2 separate regions of the Homo sapiens genome follow, and region 2 is linked to region 1. The links are chromatin loops, found by intact Hi-C in ENCODE. Cell type or tissue: IMR-90. All regions are shown on one strand. Links, peaks and the distances in the headings refer to the core of each region. The heading gives the core; the rest is flanking DNA. Region 1 overlaps FHIT (fragile histidine triad diadenosine triphosphatase). Region 2 overlaps FHIT (fragile histidine triad diadenosine triphosphatase).

Region 1 (2,807 bases), core at 128-2,627:
GCACTTCTGCCAAATAATCACTAACTAAAAATATTCCCTCCTTGATAATGCACAGATAAGGTCTCTGCACTGAGGAGGAACAATAAAGGAAGGTGATGAATTGCAAATCAATCATAATTTATGCAGATACTCTACTGAAAATCACATTCATCACCTTTTCCAAATAGCGCCACATGAATTTCCTGAAGTACAAGAAGTCTATTTTCATAAATTAGACCTTAATTTCTTTCTCTCATCAATATATTTTTATGCCAAAAAGTTAAATAGTAAACAATACAGCTGAGGAAGAAATTATGAACTAGAAGAACATGAAACATGGTATTCAGAAGGAAAAAAAAATAGTCAAATATATTTTCTATGGCCTTTGCTTTGTGTTAAAGTGTGTGTTTTTTCCCCAAAGGATTATGTGATGTAATTGGTACTAGTTGGATGATGAATATAAACAAAAAATGCCAAATTATCACAAGATGCCTTTGGGAAAAAAAAAAACCTGTAACTGATGCTACAGTGTACCCTGCCAGTATTTTTGAAAGCAAAACTGTACTAGTTCATTTTTACACTGCTATGAAGAAATACCCATAGCTGGGTAATTTATAAAGAAAAAGAGGTTTAATGGACTCACAGCCCCACATGGTGGGGGAGACCTCACAATCATGGTGAAAGGCAAAGGAGAAGCAAAGGCACATCTTACATGGTGGCAGGCAAGAGGCCATGCGCAGGGGAGCTGCCCTTTATAAAACCATCAGATCTTGTGAGACTTACTCACTATCACAAGAACAGCACGGGAAAAACCCGCTCCCATGATTCCCACCAGGTCCCTCCCACGACACATGGGGATTATGGGAGCTACAATTTGAGATGAGATTTGGGTGGGAACACAGCCAAACCATATCAACAATCATAACAGCAATCAGCCAGCTAAGACCAATGACCATCCAGCAAGACTCACTTGCTATTTCTCTGTGTTATCTATGTCAAATGGCACCTTTTTTCTTAGCATCCCGTTTGTAGAAGAGCAGACACAGAGAATGTTTCACAGGTCCCCATTCTGGGGATTATTGGCTGGGTATTTAAATATACTTTTCTTAGGCTGGGTTCCTCTAAAGCAAACCCTGAAGACAAGACTTTGAAGGCAAGTAGTTGATTTAGAAGGTAATTGCAGAAATCACCACTAGTGGAGTGAGGAAGTAAGATCGGGAGGGAAGAAAATGTGTGTTATTAAACATGTGATTGCTGTGGGCAAGAGGGACTCCGTTTCACTGGGAAACACTATAGATACGTTTCCCAGTTATTCCTCCACAAGAGCAAAGGAGCCTGGGTACTTACTCACCAACTTCCATGAGTCATTCTGATAACTGCTACCAAGGGGTGACGGGGTAGGATGTGGGCTGGGAGATTAAATTCCTAGCACTTTCAGGCTAGTTTGCACTGCACAAACACGAAGTAGACACCAGTGACTAGAAAAAGACAACAGCCAGAATGTAATAGTATTTAAAGATGGAAGCCAGGGGACAATGTGTAGAGGAATAGTCCTATCCGAGGAATAGTCCTATCCAAGGAATACGGGCAGTACACTGCAACAGGGCCCTTTTAAGGTGAGATATTTAGAAACCTGGGTCAATGCTTGTCTCCATGCCAATGCAGTTACCCACTCCCTCTCAGCCCCAGCCACTCTACGATAAAGTCTTAATGAACATCAGAGGGACGTTTCAGGGCCTGCTTTGTGACGCACATCACCCCTTAGACTACTCCAGTGCTCACTGATGTCCCAAATAACAAGTCCTCTAAATTATTGGTGGTTTGGTCTAATTATCTGCTGAAAGCATTCAAAACCATTGGGTATCCCTGAAGGAGAAAGTCACAATGCTGCATAAGAAGAAACAACGCCTGCAACGGATAACTTATTTGCTGTCATATGATCCTATAGCATCCTACAGATCTCCTTCCATTAGCATCCATCACATCTGTAATTATTTCCTTTTCATTATCTGTCTTCCCTGAGTGACCATAAACCCAATGAAGCCAGAGACCATGCATGATTATTCATTCACAGCTCTACTCCCTGTGTCTAGCTCATAGTAGGGAGTCACTCAATACTTCTGAATATGAAAACAAGTGAATGAATTAAGATTATTACCGTCATCCAGCAGGCAAAATGGATTACATAGCTAAGGGTCTGTTCTTCTGAAGTACCTTCTTATAAAGGATAAAAAAAGGTGCTCCTTCTTCCAGGCAGATGAAGCTCTGAGCCAGAGCTCATTGCTTAACCAAAGCATTGCAGCTCAAATTCAGCTCCTGCTCACCCATTGGCAAGGTGCCTGCGGTAGTTTTAAGAGCCATCAACAAATATTTCTAGCTTGTCTTCTTCCTGCTGAATGAAAAGTTTGCCCTTCCCTGCTCCCTTGAAATTAGATGTGGCCATGTGGCTTGCCATGGCCAATGAAGGAAAACAGATATGATCCCATTCTAGGTGGAAGCCTTTATGAGTTCGTGCACAATTTACCATATTTGTTTCTTTCTGCCATGACAACCAGCAAGATCGCAGATGGCAGACAGTGATCGGCCTATATTCTTAAAAGGAAGAGACATATACACAGTACCTAGCTAACCCACAAAAGGCATATGATATGTTTTGGCTGTGTCCCCACCCAAATCTCAACTTGAATTGTATCTACCAGAATTCCCACATGCTGTGGGAGAGACCCAGTGGGAGGTAATTGAATCATGGGGGCTGGTCTGGCCCACGCTATTCTTTCGATAGTGAAGAAGTCTCACAAAATCTCATGGGTTTATCAGGGGCTTCTGCT
Region 2 (2,807 bases), core at 302-2,801, 570 kb after region 1:
AGACTGTTGCATTCCACTGGAGAATAGAGCGAGTAACCAGTTTACTCAAGTGTCTAAAAGTGATTTTTTCACTAAGTACCTCTTACTAGCACTTAACACTGTGTCTAAAACACAGTAGCCATTTTCTGAACAAACATTACCTTTTTTCTTCCACAGAGAGGAAGAACCACAGAAGTATAATACAGAAACCCACTTCTGACTTCCACCTCAAAATTCTAAATATAGTACCTTTATGAGGTGTCTTACTTCTGAGCCAACTTGATTCTTACACAGCCTATCCCATTTTGTTCTGGTTCATTGTGGGTCTAAGGGCAATATTTTTTTTTCTGCCATAAACTGCTTTCTTGCACTGTTACTTTTACAAATCACATTAGCTAAAAATACTGCATTTTATTCTCTTATATCATTCTCTCTCTAAGGCAGGATACTTCACTCTTCACTGTATTTTTATAACTCTCATCTGGTATTTTTTTATGTCTGTTTTCTGCACTTATCTCCATCAAGTTTAGATAACAGTCACCAACTTCTTGATGACTCTAAGCTTTTACTGAACTTTGGGAGATTACATCTATGTAAGGTTCGATGTACTCTACTAATTAAAGATCTCTTTCTATTGCTTCCAGCAGTTTTCATTCCTTGAGATTAAGCCAATAGTTGCAAGGGTGGTGAGATTCAGGGCAGTGATAATTCTCAACTACTCTAAAGCAAGATTGCTCCTTTTTCTCAGTCCTGGTTTTGGGCCAGGTGCGGTGGCTCACACCTGCAACCCCAGCACTTTGGGAGGCCAAAGTGGGCAGATTACTTGAGGTCAACAGTTCAAGACCAGCCTGGACAACATGGTGAAACCCTGTCTCTACTAAAAATACAAAAATTAGCCAGCCATTGTGGTGCGCACCTATGGTCTAAACTACTTGGGAGCTGAGACAGAAGAATAGCTTGAACTCTGGAGGCAGAGGCTGCAGTGAGCTGAGATCGCACCACTGCACTCTAGCCTGGATGACAAAGCAAGATTCCATCTCAAAAGAAAAAAAAAAAAAAGAATGACCATTAACTTCATTCTATCCCTTACATGCAACATTCTTGCTCCATCATTTCTTTTTATGATGTTGGCCTAATGATTTAGTATTTAAGTTTTCTTTACAAACTGGATAACAATTAACAATTTTATAGCAAAGCAGGGGCTCTCCCAACTCAGAACCACTGCTCGCTCACTCTTATCCGTAGAATCAATTCAGGATGCTTAGTGTAGCTGTCGCTGGCTGTTTCACTGACCTATCTCTTGCCGACAGCTCCCTCAAAACTATCTCCCCACCTCCCACACATACTTGAAAGGGAACTAATGTTTATGCTTTCAATATTATTTAAGTATATATTTTAATTATTTCAAATCATTTAGTATTTTACTGGTGAAGGACGAAGGCTCAAGTTCTATCTTGTCCTCGGCTACACATGCAGTAAATGACAAAGCCATCTTACCAAAGTCGGGAGTCTGCATTTCCTAAGCACCTCACTGACATCCTGCAACTTGGCTTACAAACTTCCCTCAGCTCAAAACGCCTCTCAAACACCCCCTTCTGGTGAGCACTTACAGACTCTCTCATGTCCAGCTCAGAGTCTTCTCTTAGTAGCTTTTTATGGCCACCCTGAGACAAAATTAACTGTTGCCCCATGTGTGTATCCGTGGTCTCCTGCATAGTTTTATTAGAGGAAACATGCAAATACACTATTCCTCTGCTCACCCCACTGACCTACAGCTCCTTGGCAGTAGGGCTTTTATTTTTGTTTGCTTGGGTTTTTGTTCTGAGACAGGGTCTTACTCTGTCACCCAGGCTAGAGTGCAGTAGCGCAATCTTGGCTCACTGCAACCTCCGCCTCCCAGACTCAAGTAATCCTCCCACCTCAGCCTCCTGAGTAGCTGGGACTACAGGTACATGCCACCATGCCCAGCTAATTTTTGTATTTTTTGTAGAGATAAGGTTTCATCATGTTGCCCAGGCTGGTCTTGAACTCCTGAGCTCAAGCGATGCACCTGCCTTGGCCTCCCAAAGTACTGGGATTAGAGGCATGAGCCACCATGCCTAGTCTGGGCCTTTATTTTTAATTCTCAGGACTGACTATAGTTTTTGACACATTGTAGGCACTCAACATTCAACATCCAATAAATGAGTGTTGGACCTAATCTAGATAGCTACTACAATTATTAATGAAAAGGAAAGAGCTCTGAGGGAACATGCTTCCATCCATATGCGTCATCTATAATATACTGATAGTGATAAAAACTGAGTGTATAGTGAAACCGTGGTAAATATATCACTATATAGCATTTTTATCTTAACACAGAGGTTCTTTTAAAAGCTTCTGAGGATGGCTTATCAGTACTTCATAAGCAAGAGACTACTAGCATGCAGGCAATTTACAAATAAACATAATTCTAATTTTCACAGCTAAACAATTGAGAAGGGTCATAGGATCCTTAAAAACTGTTTATGAAAAATAGCTCCTGCCTCAAATAGCTCACATGGATCTACTGGGGGAAGCATTGGTGACAGGAGTAAAATTAACATGTTGCCAACCTACCAATGTGCTTTTCTTGGATGTTGTCACCTATTAACATCAAATCACCTATACTTGTTTATATTTGATTATGGTTTTTGAAAACACATTTTTGTGTTTGTTTTTTACTTATAAGATTAAAACACATCAAAACATTTGCTAGAAGAATTGTCTTTTTTTTTTTTACTGTGATAACACTTAAGATACATACTCTTAAGAAAATTTTAAGTGCACTAGATAATATTGTTAACTGT

What was found. Hi-C counts contacts between places; a loop is a spot of excess contacts. Peaks named below come from ENCODE experiments on the same cell type or tissue, not always from the same donor. Only the 100,000 strongest peaks of a DNase experiment are listed, where the experiment ranks them.
Region 2: it touches region 1 in a loop (2.6-fold over the local background); 2 of 110 quality-filtered maps call a loop at or near these places.

Annotation. Positions count from the first base shown.
Region 1 is chr3:59,861,537-59,864,343 of GRCh38, forward strand. The region is part of intron 8 of FHIT (fragile histidine triad diadenosine triphosphatase); the gene reads right to left. The region is part of intron 2 of LOC105377113 (a long non-coding RNA gene); the gene reads left to right. Among named protein-coding and RNA genes, the nearest start is that of MIR548BB, 750 kb to the right of the region's middle. In IMR-90, for the core only: no CTCF peak of the experiment used is centred there; a DNase peak (open chromatin) is centred at 1,345.
Region 2 is chr3:60,430,192-60,432,998 of GRCh38, forward strand. All of the region lies in intron 5 of FHIT (fragile histidine triad diadenosine triphosphatase), which reads right to left. Among named protein-coding and RNA genes, the nearest start is that of MIR548BB, 190 kb to the right of the region's middle. In IMR-90, for the core only: a CTCF peak has its summit at 1,559; no DNase peak of the experiment used is centred there.